3 separate regions of the Homo sapiens genome follow, and regions 2 and 3 are each linked to region 1. A link is a loop called in an ENCODE intact Hi-C map of the cell type or tissue named here. Cell type or tissue: endothelial cell of umbilical vein. All regions are shown on one strand. Each heading gives the region's core, and the rest is flanking DNA. Links, peaks and the distances in the headings are about the cores only.

Region 1 (10,942 bases), core at 1,070-9,069:
CAATCACAGCATATATACAATTTTGCATCCTGCATTTTTTAGTAAGACTGTATTATACAAATTCTTTCATATTGCTAATGTAAGTGTGAAAATTATAATTAACAGATTCATGAAATTCCACTGCATAGATGTATCATAATCTACTCAATCAAAACTATTTATTGAATAAATGAACTATTTTTTTCACATTAGACATTTAAATTCTTTCTTTTTGTCCTCACAAATAACACTGTGATGAATGCTTACACAGCTTTTTTTCTTTTCTTAGAATAATTTGTTTCTCAGAACACATTTCCCAAAGTATGATTACTAGATTAAAGGGTACCAATCTTTGTGCCTTTAGGCATATATTGCCAAACAATGTTCCAAAAGGCTTTGTACCAACTTACTTTGCTACCAGCAGTGAATAAGTGCATATCCATTTCAAGTTAACCATATTAACATTGTGTTTTCTTTTTGTAATTCTGCTAACTTAGTAAAAGTGTGCCTTGCTGACGTTCAAATATGCTTATCTTTGCATACCAGTGAGGCTGAGTGTTTTCCATGCATTTCTTTACATTGTGATATAACTTGAGTGTCTTTTACCCATCTATCAATTGGATAATTCATTCAGCCAACAGTTAGGAAGCACCTACCACGTGCTAGGCCTGTGCGCACCTTTCTTACAATCTGTATGAGGTCTGTGCATGATATAGAAATTATGTATCTTGTCATCTGTGCCACAGATTTTTCCTGGTGTGCTTTTTCATTTTAATTATACTTTTCAATATAGGACTGTATATATTTGAAACTGTTGATTTCTTTCTTTCCAACTTTTTAAAATCATTTTATAGCTTACAAGGTTATCATATAACCAGGGATTTGATAATTATCCTATTTTCTGTGGTCTGATTTACAAGTTTGCTAACAGCCCCATATTTTCCTAAAATTAAAAGCTCTAATCCCTACATTTCATGATTCCTGAGCATATCTAGCTTTTTTTTTACCAGAAGCACTTAATTTAAAACAAATTTTAAAATCAGAGTTAGATTTATCTTTCCCATGTGCTATACTGTATTGAAAATAATTGATTTTTCATCTCCTCTGCTCCAACTCAAAGTAGATCCAGATTTATCTGGGAAGATTCAACCCAAAATACCCTGGTTCGTATCTCTTTTTCTTTCTCAGGCTAGAGAAAAGTGAATGTTCTAAACATTAGCACCATCACTGCCTGACTGATTTTTCTTAGGATTGCTTTTAGAGTCCCCTTGCTACTCAAAGAGAGGGAGGTCCTCAGATCAGCAGTGGTATAACCTGGCGCTTGTTGGAAATGCAGGATCTCAGGCCCTACTCTAGACCTGCTGCATCAGAATCTGCACATTAAAGTGTGAGAAGCACCAAAGTAGACTACAGGAATCTGCCAGAATAAAATAAATCACCCGTACCTGTCGATGTATCCTTTTCTTAATCAGGTACCATCATCAGAAAGTAACCTTCCTCTGAAATGTTTGCCCTCAACCCTTTTAAAGCACCTCCTTAATATGACTGTCACCCTATGTCGTGCCCCTGAAAATTAGCAAGCTGATATCTTGAGAAAAAGGATGACCTTAAGTTTGCAACCTCAATTTTATCTAGACCTGGGATTGAAAACTCACATGTCTATAGGGGTTAAACATTCAGATAATGGCAACCAACCCTTGTCCTTAGTGTCAAGGAGATTACAGATACTGCCAGAGACTGTGGCAAACTTCAGAGTTCATGCTCTAGCTAAAGAAACAGCAGCTGGCTAGGTGCGGGGGCTCACGCCTGTAATCCTAGCACTTTGGGAGGCCGAAGTGGGCGGATCACAAGGTCAGGAGATCCAGACTATTCTGGCTAACATGGTGAAACCCCGTCTCTACTAAAAAATACAAAAAATTAGCCGGGCGTGGTGCGGGCACCTATAGTCCCAGCTACTGGGGAGGCTGAGGCAGGAGAATGGCGTGAACCTGGGAGGCAGAGCTTATAATGAGCGGAGATCACGCCACTGCACTCCAGCCTGGGTGACAGAGCGAGACTCCATCTCAGGAAAAAAAAAAAAAAAAAGAAAAGAAACAGCAGCCATTTGGCTCCAGCCTAGTGTAGCCAAACAGGAGTGAGGGCTCAATATTGCCAGATCTTCTGATATTTCAAGAGAAGCTGAAAAATTTGGACTTCAAAAAATATGAAACCTTTCAATTTTTAAATGCTGGCAATTAAAATTTTAAAAGAACACCTCTGTGTGCCAGATCCAGCCCATCAGTTTGAGACCTTGGCTCTAAAGTGATGGTTTCCAAATCCTCTAAGTCTGTGTAACCCATCTGTGCTGATTCTCCTTCTTATTGCTAGTGCACCAAGAAGAGAGGTTACATCAATACAAATGGCACAGATCAAATCACTTTGACTACTGTATTTCAAAATTTTGTGTTTTGTGAATATTAAAAAACTGCCAAATCAATAATGAAAATGACCATATGTCAGTGATACAAATATCTCCTACATGTGAAACACATGTTTAATTAACAATATTGTCACTACTATGGTACAAATACTCAAATTTAGCCCAGTTCACGTATGTGTTAAGAATTATGTGTTCAAGCTTGTGTTCCAAATAATTCTGTAAACTAAAAGGCAGCCAAATGGAATAATTCTAAGTTTCTGAATAATAAAGTTTATCTATGATAAATACTGTATTAAAAGGGGACACACCATCACTTAAAAGAACAAAATAGGCCGGGCATGGTGGCTCACGCCTGTAATCCCAGCACTTTGGGAGGCCAAAGCAGGCGGATCACTTGAGGTAAGGAGTTCGAGACCAGCCTGGCCAACATGGTGAAACCCCGTCTCCACTAAAAATACAAAAATTAGCTAGGCATGGTGGCACGCATCTGTAATCCCAGCTACTTGGGAGGCTGAGGCAGGAGAATCGCTTGAACCTGGGAGGTACAGATTGCAGTGAGCCGAGATTGCACCACTGCACTCCAGCCTGGGCGACAGAGTGAGACTCCGTCTCAAAAAAAATAAAAAATAAAAGAACAAGATATCCTCATGTGGAAACAGCAAAGCCCATTTTACTAAACTATTCAATTATTCCAAACAAACGTTTTAAAAATAGAGTGTGAAACGCACAGTTTACATTTATTTTCATTTTAGGGCCTTCGGGTCCCAGGGACAGCTGCATCCATGGCAATTACTGAATACTTTATTTGCACATGCTTATATGGAAGTGGCATAAATCATAGGCTCAAAGAATAGAGTAGAGATGGGGACTTGGAACTGTACCCCTGCATCCATACCTGTCTACTGAATACTGGGCAATGTAATTGAGAAAAGCAAAGCAATTTTCAGTTTCCTTGTCTGCAAAAGAGAAAATAATCTAGGCATGTCCCACCCTTGAAGAATATCAAACCCAAAAGGTATTTTTTTGTTGTTTTTGTGCTCACCACTACATTCCTGCCCTGGCCCATAGTAGGGCTGAATGAATGAATAAAAGAAAGGAAGAAAGAACACCAGATGCAGTTGTGTAATCCTATATATTTCTGTTACATGGAAACAGAATTTAACAGATTTGGCCGGGCGCAGTGGCTCACGCCTGTAATCCCAGCACTTTGGGAGGCCAAGGAGGGCGGATCGCTTGAGGCCAGGAGTTTGAGACCAGCCTAGCCAACATGATGAAACCCTGTCTCTACTAAAATTACAAAAATTAGCCAGGCATGTTGATGTAGAGACGCTTGTAATCCCAGGTATTTGGGAGGCTGAGGCAGGAGAATTGCTTGAACCTGGGAGACGGAGGTTGCACTGAGCCAGATCGCACCACTGCACTTGCACCACTGCACTCCAGCCTGAGCGACAAAGCAAGACTCCATAAAAAAAAATAAATCAATAAAAAATTTAAAAAAATAAAAAAAACAGAATTTAGCAGATTCTATTCAACTGACACACCTGAGAAACTCAGTGCTTTAAAAGAAAACCCAAGGATACCAAGTTTTGGTCAATGTAAAGATGTCACTGGGGTGTGCTTGGTATCATAAAACCACTTGAAATGTGTGCTTGAAAAACTTCGATTTAAATGTTCCACTTTAAGAACACAGCCCTTTTACACATGGTTTCTATCAAAGTTTTCTGCTGATGAAGCTGATTGAATTTGCAGATTGCTATGGAATTACTAAGGGCAAACAATGCATATGCATAGTCAGGTCTCACCTAGCTGGCATTTCCAGCTGATGAGAGGATGTCTTTGTATCTCCTTAAAGAATCTTTATATCTTTCTCTCTCCCTTCTTTATATCTCCTTAAAGAATCTAGCCTCTTCTGTGGGAAAATAAAAATAAGAGCTGGGAAAGGGCACAGAGCTAAAATCTCTGCTCTTTCAATAGGGTTCACCCTTAGAGGAGGGTGACAGAGAGTCACAGCCTCCTACTTGAGCCAAAGCAGTTCAGCTTTGGTTTTCTCTATTGGGGTTAGATCTAAAGATTTGTATTTTTTGAAGATAGGTTTCTATCATTTTTTTTAAGTTTGAAAACAACCATTATAGGTAAAGGCTATGAATGAGAGCTATGGCAGGATTTAGACCCAGAAATGAAGATTCCATCTCCAGCAGCAGAGGGAAGCTGCTGAAAGCTTGTATCACCGAGCTTGCTTCAAGCCCGAGGGCCTTGGAAGGACTTCCGACTACCACCATAATTGATGAAATGGATAAAATTCAGGTTTAGCATTTCTAAAAGTTTGTCCTATGCTTTTTACTCTTTAAGGTTTAATACATTTAGGTATTTGAAGATATATATTTTAAAACCTGGGGAGAATTCTGTAGCAAGTAGACATAACAAAGGCAATTCTTGTCACCTGCTGAGCATGTACCCTAACTGAAATCTAAGTACCTACACTGACCATGTGGCTGCATGCAGGGGTGGGCAGGGTGAAGGTGAAGGCAAAAACGCAGCAACCTTTTGAGGGATGAAATGGCAAAGCCTGACAGGTATGGTGCTGGCAAAGGTTACATTCCCTCTTGTGAGCGCACAGAGACCGGGGCACCAAAAAGGAGGGACCATTACTGTATCGTGCCTGGATGAGCCTTCTCTTAGATTCCTTCATTATTTTCAAAGGTCAATGTCCCTCTCTCAAAGAGAAAATTGAGGAACCCTGAGTCATCACAGAGTATAAACAAGCCACTGTGGCTAAATGAAGAGGACAGAGAACGCTTATCCAGTATAAGCATTCTTACACTGGCTTCCCACAGGTTGTTCTGAACTTGAGGGCAAATCAGAAGAAAATCTCCTGGACCCTATTAATGTCACCGAGCAGAAGCACTCTTTGGCCTTCTATCACCAGATTTTGCAATGCCAGTCCTGCACCTTGGCTCCTTCCACCCAGGGAGAAAGATTCCTAATAGCTGATCAGGTCAGCCTAACCTTCTCGTGGCTGGCAGCAGGAGTCTCCTCTGTCCCATCCCAGCATTTGCTCCATGCAGCTTTCCTGCTCCCTACTGTTCGTGCAACGACATGAGCAGATCTTTACTTTAAAGCAGACATTCAAATAGTTCTGTTGTGCCTGGCAAATTCCCTTTTCATATGCCCAAGTTGAAAGCAAATGAGATTTTCCCTTGAAAAGACATTGCCCCCGAGAGCTAATATTTAGGGTAAGCAGTGACATTGGTTGAGTCAATTAAAATGAACCTTCTGAAACCTCCTGGTACAAATAAAGCCCTTTGTACAATGCCGCCCCTAATACCACAACTTAGAAGGTTGGAGATCAGTGTAAGAATTTGTGGCAATTAGTAAAACTTACCTCACGCTGGATGTGTGGCAGATAGGATGTATTCGGCAAAGGCTGGATATGGTTGAAAACAACTTCCAAGGTGCCTAAGTTAGGGAAAAAAATGAGAATCAAGAGGCAAAGTTACCTTTTTAGAAGCAAAGTTCTGAATTCTAAAAAAATAAAGTCAACTTCCTATGAAATGGCTCATGGTAACACATTCTACTTTGTATTTACAACCCTTAGAGTTAAAGGAAAACTGCCAAGATGTTCTGCATACTTCTCCAAATGTCTGTTTATCATATAACATGAGCACTGGCAGTGGATCTGGCTCCCTCATTATCAAGCCGTATTAGCTCAAACACTCAGCATTGTTAGGGGAGTGAGCTCATGGCCTATTTCAGTTTTAAATTAACATTTGGCAATCACCCGGGTAATCAAAACAAATGACTCAGTCGTTTAGAATAGATTTATTAGTTGAGCCTTTTTTTTTCTCTCTCTCTCTTTTAACATCTTTAGAATATTTTGCCACAGGAGGGCTCTGATCCAGCCAGAATGTAGAGCACAAGTCACTAGAGGAATATTTAGAGGGGTTGCCATGGAGACGAGGTGCCCTGTGACCGCTGAAGTTATCTCCAATCAACAGCAGGATTAGGATGCAGACTAGCGGGCAGGCTCATCCCAGGACGAGGGTTCTGCAGCACTAGGAAACAGGTGTGCCTTGTGCCGTTCCCAACCCTGACACAAATATGGCCCGCTACGACATGCTGCCCTCCTCAAGCCCGTGCGACCTCCCCACAGGCCCATTCGCATCACTGCCTTCCTCCCCCAATCCCTCGACCTTTATTCAGAAAGGACTGGCTGGGGCAAAGGAGAAAGGGAGTGTGATCACTGTATTATCCTAAAAGTGTGAAATCCTAGAATTCACACCAAATGCCGCTTTTAGATCAACTATGAAAATGTACATGAGCGAATGAAATCTGAGGAAAAGACAGTGCCTTGGGCGGGGGACCCAGTCTGTTTTTTCACTACTCTGCCCCAACACCCAGGTCAGTGCCTGTAACACAGGAAGCTCTCAAGAAGTATAGATGGAAACAGGGCAAAAATAAACCAAGGATTACAACCAGGTGTGTAACCACCCCTCCCACCCTATGCTCAAACCATTTCCAGGCTGATCGTCACACAGGCAGTGGATATAAATGGAAAAACTGTTAATGTGCTGGTAAATAAACAGCTGAGACTGTTGGTTCACTAGGCTAATGAGTTCATCTCTTTAGAGATCCTGACGACGATTGTCAGGATCGTTGTCAGGAAGAAAAGGCTGAAGATAATGCTTCCCAACTCAAAATGGATGAATCTGCTGACTATAGGGACAGGGTTCTTGTTTGCCAGGCCAAAAGCCTGGAGGAAGACAAATTTTGTGCCCATGGTGAAGCGCTAACATTTGAAAGCAAATGTTTTAAAGTGACTTAATTCAAAGGAACATCTTCCAGTCTTCCTCCCACCTGTACTTAAGTAGAGACAGTATCTTCATATTCTATCATATGAATCTGGATTGTTTCATGTTAGGTTTTCTTTGTCCGGTAAAATGTTAAGTATCTTGGTGTCAGGAAGAAATATTTCTTATTTCATTTCTATCTCCTAGTATTTAGCATGGTATGTTTACACCAAAGGCTTTACTCCATCTCATCTCCCACCACCACACTCCACTCATATAGAACTCACTGCTTCTAGAAGATTCCACACCCTTTCGTGCAGCTACAGGAGGAATGCAGCAGGGCACAGCTCTTCACAGCAGGGGCACCAGAGTCAGACTGCCTGAGCTCAAATACCGGCTCCGCCTCATATTAGCTGTCCAGCCTCTATGAGCATCATAATGGCCACCTACCTCATAGAGGTAAGGACGTACGTCCATGTAAAGCATTTAGCAGGGCCTCCCCCACACAAGGTACCCATTGAATGTTAAATACATACTTACTACTATTATTACAGCAGGCAAAAAGTCAAACTGTTATCAAACGTGGATAATGATTTCACATGCCACCACAAACGCCTGATACCAAATATACCTCTCTTTCGATTCAATCCAACTGAAGCGTCAAACCTGAATCTGTCACACACTAGTCTTATCATATTTCATCTAATTCACCCTTCTGGAATTGATGTTTCCTAGAGATGGGTACAATTCATACCGATTCTACTTGACGGAATCCGGTTCTCTTTTTCAAGAACCGGAATCACTTCCTTCCTAAGATTCCCACCTTGCCAATAGCTTCCCTGCCATCTCTCTGTCTGTTCCTCACCTCTGCACATTCCAGCTTGGAAGGGCTACAGGTGGGGAAAGGACAGGGAAAGTGTCTTCTAGTAACCAGACTGGGACTCTGGCTATTCTTTCCAGAAAACATTTTCATATTCTATCATATGAATCTGGACTGGTTCATGTTAGGTTTTGTTAGTCCTGTAAGATGTTAAATATCTTGGTGGCAGGGGCAAAGAAATGTCTTATTTTGGCTGGGTGTGGTGGCTGGCACCTGTAATCCCAGCACTTTGGGAGGCTGCGGTGGGTGGATCACGAGGTCATGAGATCAAGACCATCCTGGCCAACATGATGAAACCCCGTCTCTACCAAAAAAATACAAAAATTAGCCGGCGTGGTGGCGTGTGTCTGTAGTCCCAGGTACTCAGGAGGCTGAGGCAGGAGAATTGCTTGAACCTGGAAGGTGGAGGTTGCGGTGATCTGAGATCGCACCACTGCACTCCAGCCTGAGCGACAGAGCAAGACTCCATCTCAAAAAACAAAACAAAAAAATCTCTCATTTCGTTTCTATCTCCCAGTACTTAGCATGGTATGTTTACACAAAAGGCTTTACTCCATCTATTCTCCCACCACCACACTCCACTCATATAGAACTCACTGTTTCTAGAAGATTCCACACCCTTTCGTGCAGCTACAGGAGGAATGCAGCAGGGCACAGCTCTTCACAGCAGGGGCACCAGAGTCAGACTGCCTGAGCCCAAATACAGGCTCCGCCTCATATTAGCTGTCCAGCCTCTATGAGCATCATAATGGCCACCTACCTCATAGAGGTAAGGAGGTACGTCCATGCAAAGCATTTAGCAGTGCCTCCCCCACACAAGGTACGCATTGAATGTTAAATACATACTTACTACTATTATTATAGCAGGCAAAGAGTCAAACTGTTATCAAACGTGGATAATGATTTCACATGCCGCCACAAACACTTGACACCAAATATACCTTTCTTTCGATTCCATCCACCTTAAGCTTCAAACCTGAATCTGTCACACACTAGTCTTATCATATTTCATCTTACTCACCCTTCTGGAATTGATTTTTCCTAGAGATGAGTACAATTCATACCGATTCTACTTAATGGAATCCGGTTGTCTTTTTCAAGAACCGGAATCACTTCCTTCCTAAGATTCCCACCTTGCCAATGGCTTCCCTGCCATCTCTCTGTCTGCTCCTCACCTCTACATGTTCCGGCTTGGAGGGGGTGGTGGGGAAGGGGCAGGGAAAGTGTCTTCTAGTTACCAGACCAAACCCTGGCTATCCTTTCCAGAAAGTCCTTGCATTTCATGTTCTCTGACACCCTCCAGAGGGCAGAAGAAAGAAAGGCCCAAAGGCTGAGGAGGCAAAGCTCTCACATGGGATTCAACTCAGACTCATGCTGGAGCAGTCTTCGTTCCATAGTTCATGGTTTCACCACCCAGAATTAGTCCACAAAGGAGAAAAATTGACAGTCAGATCTGAACTGCCTTTGTATCTCCATTTCACTTTATCATCTGTACTAGCATGTCCCACTTAACATGAGCTGGGGTCGTGAGGCTGAAGCACTCATGGTGGGTATATTTGTGTGTACTTTTCAATCTGCAGCGTGTAACTGTGTCTCTGACCAGAACATCATATAAATTACGTTGACAACATTGTGCAAGTTAAAGAATAAAAACAAAACAGCACACAAAACACTGGGTAAGATGACAGCAAAGTAATCCAAAATAAAGCTCAAACACTTTAGAGTTAGTCATGCTTTCAAAGAGATCATGATAATCATATCCCACCCTGACAAAATTAATAAGTGAAAATAGACAAACCACATATATTATTCCAGAAAGAAGCCAAGAGTTACTTTTTAGTGACATTTAACACATACAATCACTCTCCAGGTTTAGCAAAAGTATTGTGGTCATGGACACTGCTGACCCTTATCACTACTGACAACCAAGCTTCAATGATCCCCACATCACCAATCAATTGTGTGAATTACGTGGAAAAGAAAATCCAGTGACAACAGCTGTTTGAAAGAACTTAAAAGAAGAGTCAAATCAATCAAAAGAGATGATCCCCCACAGACTCATTGTCTCCTCTCAATTCTTTGAATGTGATTGTCATGGTAACGATTCCTTAATCACAGCCTTCAGAATATTCTCTCCCACCCAAGAAATCAAAGAACAGTGAATTCCAAACATCTTCTTAATTAGGTACACTTGTGATGAGACTGGGTGGCACAGACTTCTCATTTACCTCACTTTTATTCAAATACTTATGCTACTATAGAGGTCAGAAACATCGGCATGTGCACCATTAAAAACACATTTTAAATGTTTACCATAAAAGGCAATGATAAATACAACTGAGGTAGCCACTGGCTCATTTTCTTTAACAAAAGAACTGGTAAACTGGCTCTCATTCGGCAAAATAATTTATTGGAAATAAGCAGTACAGATTAAAGATGCCTCATTTTTAATAATTCCAACATAATTAAGATCTACAACATAACCAAATCTTTAACAGTATATTCATTTAATAAACAAGCAAAAACTGGAAGGATATTACCAGTTATAGAAATATAATAAAGTCCAGTTTTGTGTCCTTATATTTAGTACAGAGTATTATCTGGTGATATCCTCTATATACTCTGGAAGATCATTTATTCTACACGTTTCTATATTTATTTTATATGATACAATCATAATATTCCTCACAATTTGCAAAGAGAGGAATTATCCCTATCCAGTTTGGGAAAAGATGGGTTATATTTTTAAAAGTTATCTACCAGATATACTAAAAATTTCAAGTTATGATTAGTCCAGATTTTTCTGCAGATTTTTGCACTTCTTTCAAAAACTAAAGTGCACACATTTACCAAAGTTGGAGTAGTGAGTCATTTTTA
Region 2 (10,942 bases), core at 1,195-9,194, 98 kb before region 1:
GTTCCCAGAAGTATCTAATTTTAATATAAATAATATCAAATAAACTTCTCTCTTTAGACCAGGCTTCAGGCTGAGATCATGAACTTGCCTTTCTCCAGGGTTCTTTATTTTACTCTGGAATGACTTAGTCACCACACAACACGTGGCCACTACTGTTTTTAGCTACTGGCCCTGTCAGGACCTGCTTCTATAACACTTTTTTTTCTTTGAGATGAAGTCTCACTCTGTTGCCCAGGCTGGAGTGCAGTGGCGGAATTTCAGCTCACTGCAACCTCCACCTCCAAGGTTCAAGCGATTCTCACTTGGAGATTCTCGTGCCTCAGCCTCCTGAGTAGCGGGTTTACAGGCACCCGTTTCCAGACCTGGCTAATTTTTGTATTTATAGTAGAGACAGGGTTTCGCCATGTTGGCCAGGCTGGTCTCGAACTCCTGACCTCAAGTGATCCACCCACCTCAGTCTTCCAAAGTGCTGGGATTACAGATGTGAGCCACTGCGCCCAGCATATCACATTTTTTTTTTTTTTTTAGCCCTTGATGATAAAAGCTCCATTCTAGACAAGAGACCAAATTATTACACATTTTCATCCTGCTTTCCTTGAAGACTTCTCATCAGAAATATATGAGAGGTCCAAATACCCTGCAAATTTGCCAGCGTTTCATATGAACAGTTTTGTCTTTGTTTTAGTTGTAGCCATCCTAATAGGTATGCAGTGGTATCTCACTGTGGCTTTAATTTGCATTTCCTGAATGACTAATGATGTTGAGCATCTTTTCATGTGCTTATTTGCCAGCACTATGCTTGGCACATAATAAATGCTCCCTTCCAAGATTTTGGGTGGTTTCTACCCACTGCTTCCCAAATGCATAATTTCAACAGGGGCCATCTAGAGACAAGGATTTTAAGTTGCAGTTGCTTGTTTGGGAAGAAAGGCATGGGGGAGCTAGAGAGAAGAGTAGATCTCCTGAAACTTCTCACGCAGCACACTGTGTAGTGACCACAGACTTCTGGTGGGAATAATTGTCCTAATTCTAGCTGAGTGTAGTGGCTCATGCCTATAATCCCAGCTACTCAGGAGGCTGAGACAGGAGGATTGTTTGAGGCCAGGAGTTTGAGACAAGCCTGGACAACATAGAGAGACCCTGTCTCTGCAAAAAAACTTTAAAGACTACCTAGGTGTGGTGGCACGCACTTGTAGTTCCAGCTACTCTAGAGGCTGAGGCGGGAGGATCACTTGTGCCCAGGAGTTTGAGGCTGCAGTGAGCTATTATTGCACCATTGCACCCCAGCCTGGGCAACAGAGTGACACTCTGTCTCAAAATAAATAAACAAATAAATGGTTTTTTTAATTGCTCTAATTCTAAAAATTCTTTTTAGTACTAGCTTCTTTGAATTACATATACAAACATACACACACACATGCATGCACACACACACGCATGCACACACACATGCATGATCAGAGGCAGTTTTTTAAATTAAATAATTGTTTTTGAGTGAATTGTACAGTAAAGGCAGATAGCTAGATTGTAGGGGAGCTGTAGCAAGTCGCTGAAAACCTGCCCACATGTCCTGCATTATTACAGTTATGATTCATATAAAATGAGATGAGAACATTTACTATCCTTGCAATCTTCCCTTCACACTCTAAAATGAAGTCTCCATCATTTCTCATTTATTTTGCTGTTGTTTTGTTTTGTTTTGATTTTTAATCACCAACTTGATTCTCAAAGCCTGGAACTCAATTACAAAGTTCATTTTGACTTACCAAATATTTACTGGGTACCTAAAACATGCCAAGCACTAGGCTAGAAAACATGGGAGAATTTCATGTTAAGTAAGACATTCTCTCAACCCCTGGAGGGGAACTTGTGGTCTATGTGCCCCTCAGGCTTGTTTCCGGAAACAGCTGAAAATTCTGCTTGTACTCCAGACTTAGTACATGGAGTCTAGGCATGAGGTGAGTCCTCTATTTTTTTTTTAAAAGAACCCTTTTCTCCTTTGATGACCCTCCAAACACAAAGCTTCCTTTAGTTTCCAACTCACTTCCTCTTTTTTAGCAACATTCTCAGCTTGTATTCAACTATTTCCTGTTCACATTTTCTAACTGTCCTGTTAATTATTCTCTGCCTTAAGAAAAACCATAGAGTAACAACATAAAATATTATACTTGATTTAGTATATATTATTTGCCTAAGGAACCAAAAAAATGTCAAAAGAGGGTCGTGAGAGGTCTAGGCATGGTGGCTCATGCTTGTAATCCCAGCGATTTGGGAGGCCACGGTGGGTGGATTACTTGACGCCAAGAGTTCGAGACCAGCCTGGCCAGCATGGTGAAACCCCATCTCTACTAAAAATACAAAAAAAAAAAAAAATAGCCGGGTGTGGTGGTGCATGCCTGTAACCCCAGCTACTTGGGAGGCTGAGGCAGGAGAATTGCTTGAACCCAGGAGGTGGCGTTTGCAGTGAGCCGAGATGGTGCCACTGCACTCCAGTCTGGGCAATAGAGCGAGACTGTCTCAAAAATAAAGGGGGGGGGGGAGGTGAGAGCAAGAGTAAAATCATTGTAGTGCATATTCGGTTCATATTACATAGATATAGAACAGATGATAGATGAATAGATACATACATACATACATACATACATAGATTCTTGTTTAAGGAACCTCTTCATCTAAATTGGTAATTCAGTGAGAGGAAGAGGGGATTGTATTTGACAAACACAAGAAGGAAGTCCATTTATTTCAGTGAATAATTCTGTGCATGCTTGTTTATTACTGAAGAGAATTTTGTGTGTGAGAGAGGAAGGTTTGAATTACTTAACTACACAGTCAATTCTTAATTATCCATGTTAATAGACAGAAGCGATTACTCTGATAATCTGAAACAACAGATAATCAAAAATTCTTCCCCTTAATTAGTCACCTATCCTCCTACAGTTTGTCTCCCGCTCTATCCCCACCCAGAAAACAATTTTCTGTACATTAGGGAAAATGTTTTCCAGAGGTAATCTCTCCCCTTACAGGCAACTAGCCTACCAAGTGATCCATCAGTTTCCTGAGGAGAGGCTGTAATCCTGGAATGCCTATGTGTTAATTTACAACAAAGTCTAGGGATGGCAAGGAGGGAATCTCTTCCTAGAGTTAAAAATATACATGTCCACTAGTTAGAGGATACACTCACCTCCTGCCTCCTGGTATTAGTGCATCTCAGAAGCCAAGCCTTCAGTGAGTATAGGGCAGTGATTAAGAGCTGAGATGGTCAGGGAGAGCTATGTGACCTTGGGCAAACTGCTTTCTGAGCCTCAACTTACTCAGCTATAAAATAGGGGTCATAATAATTATGACTTCATTGGGCTATTGTCAGATATATGAGATAACGACTGGAAAGTCCCTAACACAATGAATGCCCTTGGTGATATCAGCTATTATTATCATCATTATTGTTATTACTTAGGTTGTTGACAGTGCAAAGAGCTATTCCAGGCTGGGCACAGTGGCTCAAGCCTGTAATCCCAGCACTTTGGGAGGCCAAGGCAGGCAGATCACTTGAGGCCAGGAGTTTGAGACCAACCAGCCTGGCCAACATGGTGAAAACCCATCTCTACTAGAAATATTTTAAAAAATTAGCTGGGTATGGTGTCATGCGCCTGTAATCCCAGCTACTTGGGAGGCTGAGGCATGAGCCTCTCACTTGAACCCGGGAGGCAGAGGAGGTTGCAGTGAGCCATAATTGTGCCACTGCACTCAAGCCTGGGCGACAAAACCAGAATCTGTCTCGAAAAAAAAAAAAAGGAATCATTGCAAGAATGGGGGCCATCCAAACTAGGAGCTGTGAGTTTGCTGCAAATGATTAATAATAATAATAAAATATTTTGATTTTTAAAAATACATTCTAGCAGATTCAAGTTATCCTGCAATAAGCTTTGCTTCTCATCTCACTTCTGATATTCTTTCCTAATAGCAGAGGAAACCGTAAGATTAGATCTGGTGCACTGGGAGCCCTGGGCACTCCCTGATGGGTGGGAATGTATCTGATGAAGATTGAGATCTGTTGACTGGGGGGCCTTTATACTCAGCCTGACCTCTCTGAGTCCTGATGAGAGATTTCTTCCCTCATCCCAGTAGAGAGCATCTTCTAGTGCCTGAAGCTCCCAACAGCTTCAGTTTCTCCAGATTTCCAGCCAGACCACCCATTTCTCCCTACCAGAACGACTTGGCTTCCTTATATATGTTCATATCATTGATGGTATCTCCTAATATTGCTCCAGACTGAAGGTGATTTTGCAAATATCTAATCTCATCCATTTTGGGTGGATTTGATCAGACCAGGTTTCAGAGTTCTGAGACTAGTCTTCTGTCAGTCTTGCCTATGTTAACTACCTTTGTGACCTTGGTCAAATCCGTTTTCTTCTGTGCTATGACCCGGGCTGCCTTAGAAATTCTCTGATGATGGTTCCTTCCTGCTCAGACTTAGGGTTCTAGGATTCCAGCTGGGAGAGGGAGAGGATCAGTAGGAAAGGACACAGTGTAAGCAGATGTTTGGAGGAAACCAAAGACTTCCTACTTAACACTTAAAGACCTCCTACTTAAAGACCTCCTCTTTAATAACTCCTACTTAACACTGCCCAGAGTAGCTCTTCTCCTGATCCCATTTTTCTCAACGGAAGAGATATTGGCTTGCATATACTGAAGCAAATGCTGCAATTTTAACATATTAGTGAAATCTCATAAGTTATTAATATTTGGTAAACTGGATGATTTCTGGTCTTTTTCCCTGGGCCTCCACAGAAGGGCCTGACCTTGCATGATAGCCATCTTCCTTTTACTCGCTAGGTGGCAGCAACACTCAGCTTTGCCAAACAGGAAAAAGGGTCCTTATTGTCATTTCTGTGATGATCTCTGCCATCTGTATGTTTGATTTGGGAGCACCTTGATACTTTGCATTTCTATTTTTATTTTTCTGGACAACTAAAGTTTAACTCCAGTTACAAGTAATCACAAATAACTGTAAGGATTTCAGAAAAAGGAATTGAATGTAAAGCCAGGAAACAACCAGCACAGTAACTGATGAATGGATGATGAAATAGAGCTGGAAAGACTTGCCCAAAGTCATACAGGTAGTTAGTGGCAGAGTGAGAACTAGAAGTCTGTCTCAACTCTCAACCCCAACCTCTTGCCCATTTTTTTCTTTTGGGAGGTGAATATACCCAATAGTTTCATGGAGTAACTATGGACCCTGGGGCAGATTCGTTAACCTCTCTAGGCCTCGAGTTCTTTGTCTGTAGTATGGGGATAATGATAGTAGCTACCTCATAGGATTCTATCAGAATTAAATGAAACTATGCCTGCAAGGGGCAGGGAGGCACGTCATACTCAGGCAGGTGTGTCACCCACAGGAATGGGCAGCATACACTGGGATGCCTGATGGCATTTTGGACCACAGCTTTCTTTGAGAGAGTCTCATACAACACTCCGCACATAATTTGCCTTCTTTTTTCCACATACAGGACAGTGCATGCATTTTTAACAAACACATTTAAGCTATATTCCAAAAATAAGAAATGAGAAAGGGGGACTGATGTCCAATGAAAGGATGTCCAAGGCCTCTTTCAATGTTAACAGTCTCTGAATGCAATGTGTCTAACTCCAGGTTTCTCTCTTAGCAGAGGAAGTGGGAGAGAAAGTGCCTCCATCAGTTGCTATCACATTGCCTCAATAACCCACCTATAACAAAGACCTGAGGTAGAATAGTTGGCTTTCCCTGATTATTCTCTGAGTATTCTAGGACAGTCTCTGAGTACCACACCTGGTACTCTGGCTCCCTTAAAATATGCACAAAACCATCATGAACAGAAACATCAATACAAGTGAGTCTCATACAGGTAAGCATTGCATTTGCAAATATCGCAGTGTAATCATAATCAGGATCCATTCTCAGAAATTTTTTTTTTTTTTTTTTGAGACAGAGTCTCACTCTGGCACCCAGGCTAGAAAACAGTGGCGCCATCTCGGCTTACTGCAAACTCCACCTCCCGGGTTGAAGTAATTCTCCTGCCTCAGCCTCCCAAGTAGCTGAGACTACAGGTGCGCACCACCAGGGCATGCTAATTTTTGTATTTTTAGTAGAGATGGGGTTTCGCCACATTGGACAGGCTGTTCTCGAACTCCTGACCTCAAGTAATCTGCCCACCTCGGCCTCCCAAAGTGCTGGGATTACAGGTGTGAGCCACCATGCCCAGCCATCAGAAATTATTCTTAGGACCAAAGCTACTGAGTATCTCCAGAAAGCCTAGGGCTGAGCCGGTTTTGTGGCTGGTAGAGTCCTACAGAATCACTGTAGCTAAATTAAATCCAAGTGATCTCAATGCCTTTCAGTTACAAAGTGCATATGTTATTTGTGTAATGTTTTGTTCATTTTTTACAAGGCACTTTGGGAGTATTTTTAATCTCATTTGATCCTTAAAACAACACTGGAGTTAGTGTGGCAGGTTGTAAGTCACCATCTCATAAATGAGAAGAATATGAGAGGCAGAACAAGATCAAGTACAAAGGCCTTCAAATCAGACAGACTTGAGTTCATATCATAGCTCTGGTACTTCCCAGCTGTGTGACTCCAAGCAAGTTAAATGGTCTTTCTAAGCCTCAGTTTCCTCCTCTGCAAAAAGGGGCTAATAGAGTTCGCTCCAGGGGTTGTTCTGAGGATTAAATAAGATAGTGAATGGAGGCAAAGGGTCTTGATATTTTTTTAATTACTTATTATAATTAAATCATTGACTATTTGTAACAGAAGTCAGGACAGGCACCCCAAATCCAGTGGGCTAAATGTTCAAATTCAAGGATATGGATTCACAGATCCAGAGTCAGACTTTTCTCGCTAAAAAAAAAAAAAAAAAAAGACAGTCTTTTCTTATTAGCTAATCTTTGATACCAAAATCACCTTTTTGTCCATGAATTTGTGTATCTCCAATGTTTGATTTGGCGAAGGACTTTTCATGTTCCCACTTCTGTGTGTGGGTTTTGTGAGATTTTGCCTAGTATTGATATGCAGAAACTGTTTGTCCTGTTGTGTATCAGCATGGCCATTTCTGCTCCAAGATTCTGCACAGAAAGAGTAAGTTAGAAAAAGGCCAGGAAGGCCAGGCACGGTGACTCATGCCTGTAATCCTAGCACGTTGGGAGGCCGAGACGGGTGGATCATCTGAGGTCAGGAGTTCAAGACCAGCCTGGCCAACATGGTGAAACCCCATGTCTACTAAAAATACAAAAATTAGCCAGGTGTGGTGGTGTGTGCCTGTCATCCCAGCTACCTGGGAGGCTGAGGCATGATCCTCTCTGTTGAACCCAGGAGGCAGAGGCTGCAGTGACCTGAGATCCTACCAAGGCACTTCAGCCTGGGCAACAGAGCAAGACTTTGCAAAAAAAAAAAAAAAGACAGAAAGAAAAGGCCAGGAAAGCACTAACAGTGCAGAAGACAGGGTGGGGTAAGTAGGGGTGGGGAAGGAAGTTTCAGCCAAGAATTCTCAAGTTGCTTTTCTATGCCTGGAGAGAAGAGTTAAACCACGTTTTTTTCCCAATAGTATAGACTCGATGGGGTGCAGTGGCTCAGGCCTGTAATCCCAGAGCTTTAGGGAGCTGAATCAGGAGAATCACTTGAGGCCAAGAGTTCAAGGCTGCAGTGAGCTATGATTGTGCCACTGCACCTCCAGCCTGGGCAACAGAGTGAGACCCCGTCTTTTAAAAATAAAAAATAATATTGTCTCCCCATCACTGATGACATGCAGACACACTGAACTGGTGGTATTTCTCTGGAGAGCAATTTGGTTTGAAAGCTCTTTATACCTCTGCCCCCATTGCTGAGACCACATTCCGAAGAAACAATCCCCAAAGGAACAAGGGGATAGAAGGTGAAAAACTGTGTAAGATCATTCCAAGCCCAGCTGTTTATAATGGTGAAAAACTGAAAACAATCCAAATGTTCAATAATGGTAGAATGTCTTAAAAATGTAGTCTATCGACCAGATGGAATGCTATTTAGGCATTAAAGTGGTAAGTATGTGGTAAGTTAAGTGAAAAAGGCAGATCACAACATGGTATGGACATAAACATTATAACTATGTAAACCTGATATGTAGACATTAATATAAAGGAAAGAGGCCGGGCGTGGTGGCTCACGCCTGTAATCCCAGCACTTTGGGATGCCGAGGCCAGCAGATCACCTGAGGTCAGGAGTTCCAGACCAGCCTAGCCAACATGGTGAAACCTCGTCTCTACTAAAAATACAAAAATTAGCCGGGCGTGGTGGCAGATGCCTGTAATCCCAGCTACTCGGGAGGCTGAGGCAGGAGAGTCACTTGAACCCAGGAGACAGAGCTTGCAGTGAGATGAGATCACGCCACTACACTCCAGCCTGGGAGACAAGAACGAGACTCTGTCTCAAAAATATATATGTGTGTAAAGGAAAGAAAACGTGTGTAGTGTAGGGAACGAGCTACTGTGCATGCCACTTTATAAATATTATCTCATTTAATTCTCATAGCAACTAATCATTTTGTTCTTTTTTTTTTTTTTTTTTGATACAAGTTCTTGCCCTGTCACCCAGGCTGGAGTTCAGTGGCACGATCTCGGCTCACTGCAACCTCCACCTCCCAGGCTCAAGTGATTCTCCTGCCTCAGCTTTTGAGTATCTGGGACTACCAGGCATGTGCCACAGCATCTGGCTAATTTTTGTATTTTTTTTTTGTAGAGATTGGATTTCACCATGTTGCCCAGTCTGGTCTCGAACTCCTGAGCTCTGGTTATCCACCCACTTCGACCTCCCAAAGTGCTGGGATTACAGACGTGACCCACTGTGCCCGGCCACCATTTTGTTCATTTCTATACACACAAAAAAGCTGCTGGGGATGACTGCAGTGTCTCACACCTATAATCCCAGCACTTTGAGAGGCCAAGGCAGGCGGATCACTTGATATCTGGAGTTCGAGACCAGCCTGGCCAATATGGCGAAACCCTGTACCTACTAAAAATACAAAATTTAGCCTGGCATGGTGGTGTGCACCTGTACATTCCTACTGCACTCCAGCCAGGGCGACAAAGGGAGATGTCATCTTAAAAAAAAAAAAAAAAAAAAACACCCTGCTGGGATTATCATTTGCATTGTGAAAAATGGGACTTTAAAATGGGTGGCTCTCTGGCCGGGCATGGTAGCTCATGCCTGTAATCCCAGCACTTTGGGAGGCCGAGGTGGGTGGATCGCTTGACATCAGGAGTTCGAGACCAGTCTGGCCAACATGGCGAAACACCACCTCTACTAAAAATACAAAAAGTTAGTTGGGCGTGGTGGCGGGCGCCTGTAATCCCAGCTACTCAGGAGCCTGAGGCAGGAGAATCACTTGAATCCAGGACGCAGAGGTTTCAATGAGCCGAAATCTCACCACTGCATTCCAGCCTGGGCGACAGAGCGACACTCCGTCTCAACAAAATAAATACATAAAATAAAATAAAATAAAATAAAATGAGTGGCTCTGCCATTTACAAGAAGTGTGACTTTGGACAAGTCACTTTCTAAATCGCTTCCTTCATAAAATGAGGAGGAAGCTAATTAAATATTAAATCTGAGTGTCTTTGAACTATCAAATGTGTCATAATTTTAGTTTTTATGTCTCTGGTGTTCCTGAGAATCACAGTTTAAAATGCCTACCATGAAGTGAGTGTCCATTAACATGTTTTGAAAAGTATGGTGCAAGGCCCGGCGCAGTGGCTCACGCCTGTAATCCCAGTACTTTGGCAGGCTGAGGTGGGTGAATCACCTGAGATCAGGAGTTCCAGACCAGCCTGACCAACATGGTGAAATCCCGTCTCTACAAAAAATACAAAAAATTAGCCAGGCATGGTGGCAGGTGCCTGTAATCCCAGCTACTCAGGAGGCTGAGGCACGAGAATCACTTGAACCCAGGAGGTGGAGGTTGCAGTGAGCTGAGATCGGGCCATTGCACTCCAGCCTGGGAGACAAAAGTGAAACTCCGTCTCAAAAAGAAAGAAAGAAAGGAAGGAAGGAAGGAAGGAAGGAAGGAAGGAAGGAAGGAAAGAAGGAAGGGAGGGAAGGAAGGAAAGTATGGTGCAAAAAGGCCACCAGAGAAAAAGATAACTGACTTTCCTATCTTAAAGCAATACACGATTCAAAATATTCTATTAATGTCATTCATATTTTCATAAACTTTGGTGACTGGAATAAAAGTGCTTCCTTTCTACCATACCCAGAGAATTGGCAGAGATGGAGGTGGGGGTGGAATAACATACCCAGAAAGAATTGGAAATTATGCACAGACAGTTTAAGTGAAAAATGTGGAAATTCTGGCTCGAACCAGCATTGTTTTCAACTAGCATTCAAATAACTTTGTCATCTAGGAGGCACTATTTCCCCCAACCACAAGCTGTCCTGAAGCGGGGGAAGGAGGAGTGTGTTAAGCCACGTGATTGGGGTTAACCCCTCCTGAACCTGATGCTCTTCAAGGTCCACATGCCTCCCTCTTTGCCATAAACTGCCATGACTATGGTCTTCCGGCTTAGATTCTCATGAGATGCTGCTTCAGTTTTTGCCTTACTCTTTGTTGTTTTTTTTGTTTGTTTGTTTGTTTGTTTTTGAGACACGGTCTCGCTCTGTCACCCAGGCTGGAGTGCAGGGGCACCGTCTCGGCTCACTGCAACCTCAGCCTCCCAGGTTCAAGTGACTCTCCTGCCTCAGCATCCTGAGTTACTGGGATTACAGGCATGCGCCACCACTCTTGGCTAATTTTTGTATTTTTAGTAGAGACGGTGTCTCACCATGTTGGCCAGGCTGGTCTCAAACTCCTAGCCTCAAGCAATCTGCCTGCCTCGACCTCCCAAAGTGCTGGGATTACTGGCATCAGCCACCGCGCCCGGCCTGCCTTACTCTTGATAGATG
Region 3 (10,942 bases), core at 1,100-9,099, 110 kb after region 1:
CCACCTTAGCCTCCTTGGTAGCTGGGGCTACAGCCATGAGCCATCACACCCAGCTAATTTTTAAATATTTTTTTGGAGATGGAGTGTCTCTATGCTGCCCAGGCTGATCTCAAACTCTTGGCCTCATGTGATCCTCCCACCTTACTCTCCCACGTAGCTGGAATTACCTCTTCTCTTTTGTTCCCCTCTGCATGTCGGGTCTAGCTCATAGCAGGCTCTTTCCATCAGCTCATCCTTATACCTAGAATACTCCTCACCCTCACCTTTGAAAGTCTGGCTACTTATCCTTCAGATTGCTGTTTGAAGTCTGCTCTGCTCATGGATGTTGTCCTGACCATGCTATCTGAGCTAGCCCCCCAGTCACTCTATCACATCACCCTACTTTCATTCTCTGTGTTGCATTTGCCACTCTTGGATCTTTTCCATGTTTGTGTGTTTCTTTTTTGTTTATTGGCTGTTTTCACCAGAAGGAATATACATGCCATAGAAACAGGGCCTTTGTCTGGTTTTGCCCCACATTGTAACACAGCATCTAGGCAAATGCTTGGAATGTGGTAGGATGAGTGTTGGATGAATACATGTTGGATAAGTTGAATGAATGAACTGATAGTGAATGATCAGTCAATCAAACAATCAAAGGTAACCCTCAGAGGAGAGCAGCAATCCTCAAGTGGAAATGGTAAACCAAGTGAGGAGCCTGTGCTGCCCCAGCTGGGATCTAAGATAAGTCATCAGATGTTCCCTAGGGGTGGCCTACATTCTCCCAGCATGCATCACCTCTGGCACTAATTAAAGGAGGACACTAGGGAAGGTTCTTTTTCTACGTTTCCAGATGGGGCAGACTCTTGATATAGGAAGAAAAAACAAATTGCCCCCTATGGCAGGCTGAAGGGAGAGGCTGGCAGACGGCAGCTTTTTAGAAATTTGGGTCGGTGCTGGAGACTTGTTAGTCAGTGACAGGTAAGACCTGGGACACAGATAACACATGGACACATGGACACTCATGAAAAACAGTAGACCATTGGCTAATGATAGAACCCAGGGCAAGGCTGAGCTATCTGGAGGTCTAATGGTCCTTTTGAACAATCTCAGCTTTTCTGGAAGGCAGTGAAGAGGAATGTGGGCTAAGAGTCCCTGCATTGCATCTCTGTCCGGCCTTGAGCTGTCTTCAAACAACCCCCCAACCTCCCCAACTGAGAACAAAGAGCCATCATTTCCACCTCCAGAAGCTTTGCCCACCAGAACGTGTCCAACTTACTAAACAGGGCTCCTTACCCCTGTGAATACTAAGAAGTAAACCGAAACAGAGCCCTTGCCAAGACAACTTCTCCCTCTCTCAGCATCAAAACTGAGGTCCTGTGCCTTCCAGTAAACAGTTCTGAAGTTACCCGCTTTCCTTTTTTAAAATTGCAAGCCGAAAAGCTCTCTAGCAAAGAGTCCCTCCCCCACCCCTCTCTTTCGTGGCGAGCCATGCCAGTTTGGCCATCTCCCAAGGACCAGTGATGCCAGGCATTTTATGAACAAAGCACAAGTTCCTTTGGATGCTGGCTGATTGATGGAAGTCCTGTGGGATTCGACCCTTGGAGGATTCACAGACAAATTACTTGATTATTAAGTACTACCAGAATAGAAATTAAGCTCAAAATAAAAAAACAAACGCCTCAAAGTCCCACTTGCTTGCTATTTACATATTGTTGTAGACAATTAAGCAGACTATGTGTCCTCTGGTCCAAGACACTAGTCTATGTGTGATGTTGCACAAACAATAGAAGACATCATTCCTGTCCTTGGAAAGGTCCAGTGGGACCAAGTCACCATGTGTGCAAAAGGCATATATGTTCATGAAGAAATGTGTAGTACACACATATATGGTGTGACCAGCTCCTCTCTCTGCACCATGAGTGGTCTAAGGGTCTCAGCTTTCTTTTGGGCACCAAGACACAAAGACTGGGCCCCATAATATCAGGACTGGGTCCCACTCCTCTCCCCAGGCGAGAAAGCAGCTCAAGCTTAAATTCTGGTCTCTGAAGGAAAAAAAAAAAACTCAGAACAAAAGAGCCTCTCAACCCAAGCTACCTCTGATTGATCCAGAACTGGGTAGTGAGGTGGGGTGGTGCAAATCCAGGAGAACTGGGGAGGGATTTGCTCTTGTGGCTCCAGCCCTACTCTTCCTTGCTTCTGAGTAATGCACTTGATTATTCTCACTCATGCAAGCACATCGAGTTTAGTGGGAAGTATATACACAAACAGATCTGAGCAAGTCCCCGCTGAGTCCTGCATCTCAGACTCTGGCAGCACAGAAATCAGTGAAGCAACTGTGAGCTCATAAAAATTTAAGACGCTTCGTGTGGGAGACAGTGGCTCTGGATGCAAAGGCGGGGAGGAAAAGAAGTAAGAAATGACCAAAAAAGCTAAAAAGCTGAAAAGCAACTTGTTATCTTTTTGCTTCAGGAGTGACCACACCAATACCCTCATTGTGGAATGGGCTTAAGGAAAATGAGAAAGCAAAAATGTGGAGCAATAAGTAGGCATTTCACGGTTTTCTAAAACCACCAAACTCCACACCGCCTCCACCCCGCAGTCCAGAGCACACTGTGGTCCATGATATGAGCAGGGCCAGTGAATGCTGACATGCCCATCCATAGTATACCACATTCCAGCTCCTAGGGGACTCTTTCCTATCCAAACTTGGCTGTGATAAACGGAACTGAGCAGAGGGCTTCCTCAACCCTCAGCTCATGCCATTATTAGCCAAATGGGTACAATGCACCATGCCATAGCAAAATCCACTAACAGCAGCTGGGAAGAGATGGGGAAATACAAGACAGATGGTAAAGTCCTTTGAAGTATGGATACAGTCCCTAAATAGAGAGGAGAGAGCCACACACTGAACATTTCATTTTGTAAGACATAGAATGGCCCAAATGCTGAAAACATGCACTACAATTCCAAAAGTTGTTTCCAAAGTCTAACTTTGACTCTCAAGTCCTTGGGTGAAGATACCTTGCCTCTGAAGACATCGTATGTTGAGCACTTTTTAAGGAACTAACCTCAGAACATGCAACCAATTCCTTGGAATATCCTTAGTGCTGAATTTGCTGTTGTTTGAAAAAATAAGCCAACATTGATCCATGGCAACTAGGCAGATGTTCCAACAAGGCTGCACTACTTTGGGTCCAAAAAGAAGGTGAAGTGGATTTTCTCAGGTGTCACATAGCTTGGCTCTGAAGAGTACTCCCTGCAATGTCTGGCACACTGGCAGCCACATTGGAATAAGTGTGCAATTTCATTTTTCTTTTCTTTTTTTTTCTTTTTATTTTTTTTAGACAAGAGTCTTGCTCTATCACCCAGGCTGGAGTGCAATAGCGTGATCTCGGCTCACTGCAACCTCCGCCTCCCAGATTCAAGTGATTCCCCTGCCTCAGCCTCCCAAGTAGCTGGGATTACAGGTGTGTGCCACTACTCCCAGCTAATTTTTGTATTTTTAGTAGAGACGGGGTTTCACCATGTTGGCCAGGATGGTCTCGAACTCCTGATCTCAGGTGATCCGCCTGCCTCAGCCTCCAGAAGTGCTGGGATTACAGGTATGAGCCACCGTGCCTAGCCTAAGTGTGTGCAATTTCTTTAGGGAACTTCTTAGAAAGGCAACACATTTAATAAATGTGCAAGTTCTGATGACATTTAATACATACGAAAGCCCCAATATGCTTGCTGAAAATCAACCTTTACCTTTTTTGTTGTATCAGGTGTTTGGGGAAGAGGGGAAAGGAATGGGCGGGTACTCAGTCATGGGATGAGAGCACGCTAAATCCATGTGCCCTCTTCCTAGGGTGTAGGAGGAGAGAGCTTCAGCGCAGGGTTCAGCAAACTTTTTCTGCAAGGGCCAGATAGTAAAAATTTTCAGCTTTGCCTGCCATATGGGGTCTGTTACATAACTTAACTCTGCTATTGCAGTGCAAAAGCAGCCTTAGACAATACTCAAACAAATGAGCATGGCTGAATGCCAATAAAACTTTATTTGCAAAATCAGCTGGGAATGGATTTGCTCTGTGGGCCAGATTTGGTCTGCAGTTCCTAGTCTGCCAACCCCTGCTCTTGTGCAAAGCAGACACTCATTTGCAGACTTCTTGTTTGACATCTCCAAACAACTTGCTGAAAGGTAAAGGGGCAAGCAGAGGTCCCTGAGCTCCCATAATCACTTCTCTTCAACCATTCTCGGTTGAATCCCATGATGTCATTCTGAAATGCAGTGGGTCATTGACAGGGTCACATTACTCAGAGAAAAACAGGATGTTTGACACCTAAAATATTCAGAACAAGCCCAGAGCTCATCTCTGCAAAAATGCTCTTATATAACAGGAAGCAAGAAGAAAGGGAAAGCGGCGACAGGAGGCTGGGAGGGGACAGCCGCTCTTGGAGAAGGCGCACCGGGTTGGGCTCTGACGGCAGGCCTGCTGCCTAGAGAGTACATCTCTGCTTGCAGCTGTCACTTCAGTGGACAGATGACTTCATTTCAGCTCCCCCCCTCCAATAAAGAGGCAATAATCTCTCACTTGGGAGAAATACCATATGGCAGATGCTTTGCAAAGTTGTAAGAAAACAGTATAAAGTACTTAGCGGGGAAATGCCACTTCCAAAAGCATAAAATTTGTCTAGAAAGGGATCAGGCAGTGTCTTTGAAATACCATAGGTTCCCAGAAGATGAAGTTGAAACCAGTGGGATTGGGTAACAAGAGGGGCATTATCAAGGCAAGTTAACACAGACATCTCCTTTCTTGTGTTTACATACCTTTAGTGTGGCTCAAATCCGAAACACTTATTCCCAAAGCTCACCCTGAACTGCCCTTGCTGAAATCTCAATGTCCACTACTCTCTACCTTGTACTTCAGGCTCGAAAATAACAGGTCTTCTTATTCCCCAAAGACCCAGTGGCATGAAGCCTCTGGCATGTGGCTTTGTGTCTCTGGGCATTTGGTCATGCAGGTTTCTTGTTCTGGAAGGGCCCTTCTGGCTCTTCAAAATTTAGCCTCCCTTGGCTGTTTACTGGGCCTCCCAAGTGTGTTCAGCACCCCCTCTTCTGTGCTACCTTGAGATCTTATACATATTTCTTTTGTTGTACCTAGTACATCGTCGAGTCATTTATTTGATTATATGACTTATTTCCTCCACTAGACCCTGAGCTCCTTGCTCTCTGATTTGTCTCTGGATTCCCAAAACCTAGGTAGTGCTGGGCTTATGAGAACAGCCCCATAAACATTTGCAGAATTTGGTGTCCAATAGTGGGGGGAGCCTCACTTGCTCAGCTGATCTCCTTTGGACCAGAGCTATATTTTCCAGGGCAAGCCTAGGTTAGGGTTCCATTTTGAGGTCTCTAGAACAAAATCCCCAGTAGCCTTGGGTTCCTCAGCATGGGGCTCTGGTCAACTGAGTTGCTGGCGCAGTTCTTTCATTAACTCTCTTAACTCAAATGTCTGCACCAAGATTTCCAATCCAATTACGAAGAGTCTCCCAGCCAGCACCTTCTTATCCTTCAGACCTCATCTTAAATGTCTTCTGAGAGACCGTTCCTGATTTCCCAGTCTGGAGTAGCTCTCCCCATTACTGTCTTGGCTTACCACATGACTTGGCATTTAGTAGGCATTCAATAAATACCTGTTGAAAGAGTGAGTGAAGGCATTTTGCAAGGTTTGAGTAAGCTAACGCCCATGGAATGCCTCAGACACATTCATTGCCTATAGACACACAGTAAATGTTTCCTTTATCAACATCTCTTCAGACACACTAATCCCAGGAAGCAACTAGGATAATGAAGCGACATCTCCCCGACTCCAGCACTTACAAAAATGCTTCCTTCCACCTACAGACAAATATAAAGGGAGAAGAATTCCAAAAGGAAGGCAGTTGTCATCTTTGACATACAAATGAAACGTGCTCAAAGTGGACAGCATTTATGTTCCCTTAAAGTGTGGCAAAAGCCAAGTTCCCCACAGCTTGAGCAAACAGGAAGACAAGAAATGTTCACACATAACCTTAAAAGTGGATCCAACCATGCCGCAGAGTGAGGCAAGCCTGGCTTAGGAGATTATGCCCATATAAGGCCCCACAAGCAGCTCCCAGTGGAGGCTGAGATAATTTGGCACCTCTCAGCAAAAACCAATAAGATTTGCCTTTAGGGCTTTGTTCACAAATAACCCCAAGTCGGCTGTCTACATTTTCATCTAAACATTTGATGAAAAACCTAATACCACCCTAAACATTTCAGCCTCAAAGACTCTGAAGGAAGTGCTGGAAATAACTCAAAGGCAGCCATCATCTGAAATGCTCACTCAAGTCTCCCCGGTGGTCTTTCTGAGTTGCTGAGGAAGAGCTGGGATAGGGAGGCAGGGCTCTGGGGACCACCTGAACTCAGAGATGGGCTGAGATCTGTTTCCTTTTCTGTCAGTGACAGTAAAGGGCTAGATAGTAAGCATTTTTCACTTTGCGGGCCATAGGTCTATCACCACTGCTCTACTCTACCACTGTAGTGAAAAAGCCTTAGGCAAGACGTGAATGAATGGGCATGGCTGTGTTCCAATAAAATTTTATTGATGGTCACTGAAATGTGAATTTCATATAATTTTCATGTGTCACAAAATATACTTTTGATTTGTTACAACCACTTAAAAATACAAAAACCAGTCTTAGCTCTCAGGCAGCACAAAAACAGTCAATGGGCTGGACTCGACCTGTGGGCTGCAGCTAGCTAATCCCTGCAGCAGGCAGTAATGTACAGTAATGTGTAGTAACCAGCAAAGAACACAACCTCAGGCCCTTGGGCTCACTTGGATTCTGCAAGTTAACTTCTGCCACTTTCTGGCTATGTGACTTTGAGTAAGTCAGTAAAATCTCTGAGCCTCAGTTTCCCCATCTGTCTGGACCTCCTTGCCACTGCTGGAATGAGCATTAAAAGAGAGAAGCCATCTCATGATGGTGCTTGGCACACATAAACACTCTGTAGATGTTAGCTACTGTTATCTGAAGTTCCCTTTGATTACAGCTGGCATTCTCCCTTCTGATATCCCTAGTGCCTAGCACACTATGTGGCACACAGTAGACACTCATGAATCTTGGTTGAATGAATGAATGAATGAATGAATGAATGAATGAATACATGCTTGAATAAAATCCCATCGAAATGCAGCAACTGACACTTTCACTCTCTAGCTGCCCAGGCTGTCAACTTGCAGCCTCCATCACTTCCAAACTTTTAGTTTTGGCCCAGTGTTGTTGTTGGGTCAGCACTGGGGCAAGTGGTTGGAGTTGCACTTGGTACAATTTCAGATGTGCACATAGTAAGTACTCAATAATTGCTTGAGGAATGAATTAATAGACATCTATTGCCCAAGTGAAGCGATAACTTCAAGTATTTTAATTTCAAAAAGAGAGATACCCCTCCTTTGCACCCAGTCCTAGGGCTCATGATGTTGGGGAAGTGGTGATTAAGATGAGGTGACCTCCCTGAAAGTCCGCCCCGGGGAGGGACAAGGTAATTGTCCAGCACTGCATGTTGGTCTTCTCCTGCTTTCTTCAGCTAGTCCCACAGAGGGACACTGGCCTGCCCACCACCTGCCTCTCTAGGAGACCAAGCTCTTGTACAAACAAACTGTTCAGGGCTTTTTAGAGCCAAATTTCTATCTGCGTACGCATTCTCATCCAGAGGGCCATTGCTCCAGCTGCTAAGGTAAAAAGGGGGTTAGCCAGTGATTTGGGCCCATGTGCTTCATGGGGGGAAGCCATTTATTTTTGTATAAACAGCATATGGTGCTCACCTACCCCTCACAAGGAGGCTGTGGGAATTCCTGGCACACGAGTAATTTTAAGTTTCAAAGTTTTTCTAGGGTCCTGAAAAAAAAAAGCTGCAGAAAACACGGAAAAGGAAATCATCTTGAGTTGGACACGACAGCCCTTGAACCATGAAGAGCATCACGTGCAGATCAGAGGCCCCAGCGAAACTCTCCCTGGAGAAAAGGCCCAGCAAGCCCAAGCCAGGCCGATAGGGGATTGATTTCCCACCCCCGGAAACAGCGCAGGAATCAATGAGTGTGCTGTGATCCAGAGCTGACTGCCGGGAAGCCTTGGCCTTGGCCAATGCTAGGCAGGAGGCTGTGGGCTACGTGAGCACTGACAAGACCCTTAAAGGCTTCCAACTTTCCTCTGGAGGAAGGCTTGACTTGGATCCCACTATAAGTTCTGTCAACCACATCAGAGCAGTTTCACAAAAGCCACTCAGAAAATGGAAAATGTTAAGGACATTTGTGGGAACCAAGAAGGAGCCAGACACAAGTATGGCATCATTTTCCCCACCACCCAAGGAGCCACCATCCCAAGTCTTGAAGAAGCACAAAGGGAAGTCGAGGTCCTCATGCCTGTTGAGCAGGCCCCCGGGAGTCTGCACCTCAGAGCCTGCTTTGGGCCTTGAGACTTCAGTCTGCTTTGAGCCGATGGTGGCACCAGCCATTTCTTATGATTAATCATAGTAATAATCGCCATGACAGCTACCATTGACAGGGTGTTCACTGTAGGCCAGGCACTGTGCTAAGTAGCTGTGTGATCTTGGACCTTCGCTGAACCACTCTGAGCCCCAGTTCCTTCCTTATCGGCAAGAAAGGGATAGCAATGGCACTCAGCTCAGAGAGTTGTTCTGTGGATTCGATGAGGCCATGCTTATAAAGGGCTTAACCCTGTGCCTGGCCCAGATTAGGTGCTTCAACAAGAGACAACCGCTATTATTATTACATGCGGGAAATAGCTGACGATTCAGATCAAAGGGGAAAATGACAATGGCCTTAATTCTGTTGTTGTAATTCTCCCTTTCTCCCTCTCCTTACCTTCTTCTTTCTCAACTTATCCTGTTTTTTATTTTATTTTATTTTATTTTATTTTTTGAGAATGAGTTTCACTCTTGTTGCCCAAGCTGGAGTGCAATGGTGGGATCTCGGCTCACTGCAACCTCCTCCTCCCGGGTTCAAGCAATTCTCCTGCCTCAGCTAGGATTACAGGTGCCCACCACCACACCTGGCTAATTTTTTTTTTTTTTTTTGTATTTTTAGTAGAGAGGAGGTTTCACCATGTTGGCCAGGCTGGTCTCGAACTCCTGACCTCAGGTGAGACACCCGCCTTGGCCTCCCAAAGTGCTAGGATTACAGACGTGAGCTTACCCTGATCTTAAACATAGACTTTCCATTCTCTCCCAGCCCTGTGAAGTGCAGGGAGGGCAAAAGCTTGCATGGCCATGGAGAAGCACGCACGAGCCACTCACAGGTTTGTGTGCCCACCAATGGCAACTCCAAGCAGATCGCCTCTTCTTTCTCCTTGCCAGGTCCGTTTTTGGCACTTTACATCTCCCAGCCAATACGGTTTTGGTCGGCTCCATGGAGCAGTGCATGAGGCATGCCACAGAAACATGAGAAGTAGCTAGTTGGCTATCTTGTCAGGTTGTGTAGCTGTGAGTCAAAAAAATGCCAAAACATTTGAAAGCAGAATTCACCCCTTCTGTGACAGCCACCAGAGTAATGCTCAAAAAGGTATTTTTTCCTCTTCTGTGGGTAAAGCAGAAGAGAAGAAAATGAGTGGCAGTCACTAGTCCAGTAAAGGGAATGTTTGATCTTGGTTTGTTCATTCATTCGCTCCTTTGTTCATCCCTCACATTCTTGGTAGGTTCCTGTATCTACTTTTTGCTGAGCAGTATACCTAACACTGGGGGAAATCAGACGATTGAGACAAGGGTGTCTGAGCCTATGGCTTACTGTCTAGTGGGGGAGATGGATAAAATAAATGAACAATTCTAATGTAGTGAGAGGAGTTCTCTGCAGCTGAGGAGCACAGGGCACTGTCAGTCCCCAGAGGAACCAGCATCGAACTCAACCTGGGAATGTGTTTGTTTCAGTTCACGAAAAAGCCAGCATCCAAATCAAAAAGATGGCCAGGAGTGGAGGCTCTCACCTGTAATCCCTGTAGTTTGGGAGACCAAGGCAGGAGGATTGCTTGAGCCCAAAAGTTTGAAACCAGCCTGGGCAATATAGCAAGACCCTTTGCCTACAAAACAATTTTAAAAAATAAAAGATGGTCTTTGCTTAAAACAAGTGAATGCAAGCAGCCTGGGAAACCAAATGCAGAGGCCACCAAGCCTCCAAAGGCAGCCTGGAAAGTTACTCCTCTGCATCTTGTTCTGTGCCTGTTTCTTTTCTATCCCTCAGCCCATTGATTAGGCTCATGCCTTTCACTCTCAAGAAAGAGTTAATCTTATATACAGTAGGATTTCAATTTTCCAAAGTTTCTGAATGTGTGGGTGCATATGCATATAGAGTAAAAAGACTGGAAGAAGCCTCACTAAAATGTTAACAATGGTTATCTTTGGGTAGCATTTTCATGTCTCATTTCTTAAATATTTTAATTTTTTCCACAATGAACATGTATTATTTTTATAATCTGAAAACAATGTCATTAATTTCAAAAGTGCAGGTCTGCAAAAAGCTATGTGCTGTATGCTTCTGTTTATATGACATGCTGGAAAAAGCAAAACTACAGGGACAGGAAATATGTCAGTGGTTGTCAGAAGCCCAGGGTGGGGAAAGGGATTAACTACAAATGGGCACAGGGGAAGTTTTTGGAGAGATGAACCCGATTCGTCTGTTGATTGTGGTGATAGTTACATGTCTGTGTTTTTCTTTTTTCTTTTTTTTTTTTTTTTTTTTTGAGATGGAGTTTCACTCTTGTTGCCCAGGCTGGAGTGCAATGTTGCAATCTCAGCTCACTTCAGCTCACTCCAGCCTCCGCCTCCTGGGTTCAAGCCATTCTCCTGCCTCAGCCTCCTGAATTGTTGGGATTACAGGCTCCTGCCACCACGCCAGGCTAATTTTTTGTATTTTTAGTAGAGACAGGATTTCACCATTTTGGCCAGGCT

What was found. Hi-C counts contacts between places; a loop is a spot of excess contacts. Peaks named below come from ENCODE experiments on the same cell type or tissue, not always from the same donor. Only the 100,000 strongest peaks of a DNase experiment are listed, where the experiment ranks them.
Region 2: it touches region 1 in a loop (6-fold over the local background); 47 of 110 quality-filtered maps call a loop at or near these places.
Region 3: a loop joins it to region 1, with 8 times the contacts of the local background. A loop is called at or near these places in 7 of 110 quality-filtered maps.

What each region holds. Positions count from the first base shown.
Region 1 is chrX:136,164,819-136,175,760 of GRCh38, reverse strand. It overlaps a transcript of FHL1 not described here. Among named protein-coding and RNA genes, the nearest start is that of FHL1, 27 kb to the left of the region's middle. In endothelial cell of umbilical vein, for the core only: a CTCF peak has its summit at 5,474; DNase peaks (open chromatin) are centred at 5,480 and 6,250; H3K27ac peaks cover 1,520 bases.
Region 2 is chrX:136,262,535-136,273,476 of GRCh38, reverse strand. No RefSeq gene overlaps it. Among named protein-coding and RNA genes, the nearest start is that of MAP7D3, 17 kb to the right of the region's middle. In endothelial cell of umbilical vein, for the core only: a CTCF peak has its summit at 4,842 (motif pointing right); a DNase peak (open chromatin) is centred at 4,826; H3K27ac peaks cover 1,141 bases.
Region 3 is chrX:136,058,654-136,069,595 of GRCh38, reverse strand. No RefSeq gene overlaps it. Among named protein-coding and RNA genes, the nearest start is that of SLC9A6, 79 kb to the right of the region's middle. In endothelial cell of umbilical vein, for the core only: no CTCF peak of the experiment used is centred there; a DNase peak (open chromatin) is centred at 4,255; H3K27ac peaks cover 1,429 bases; H3K27me3 peaks cover 37 bases.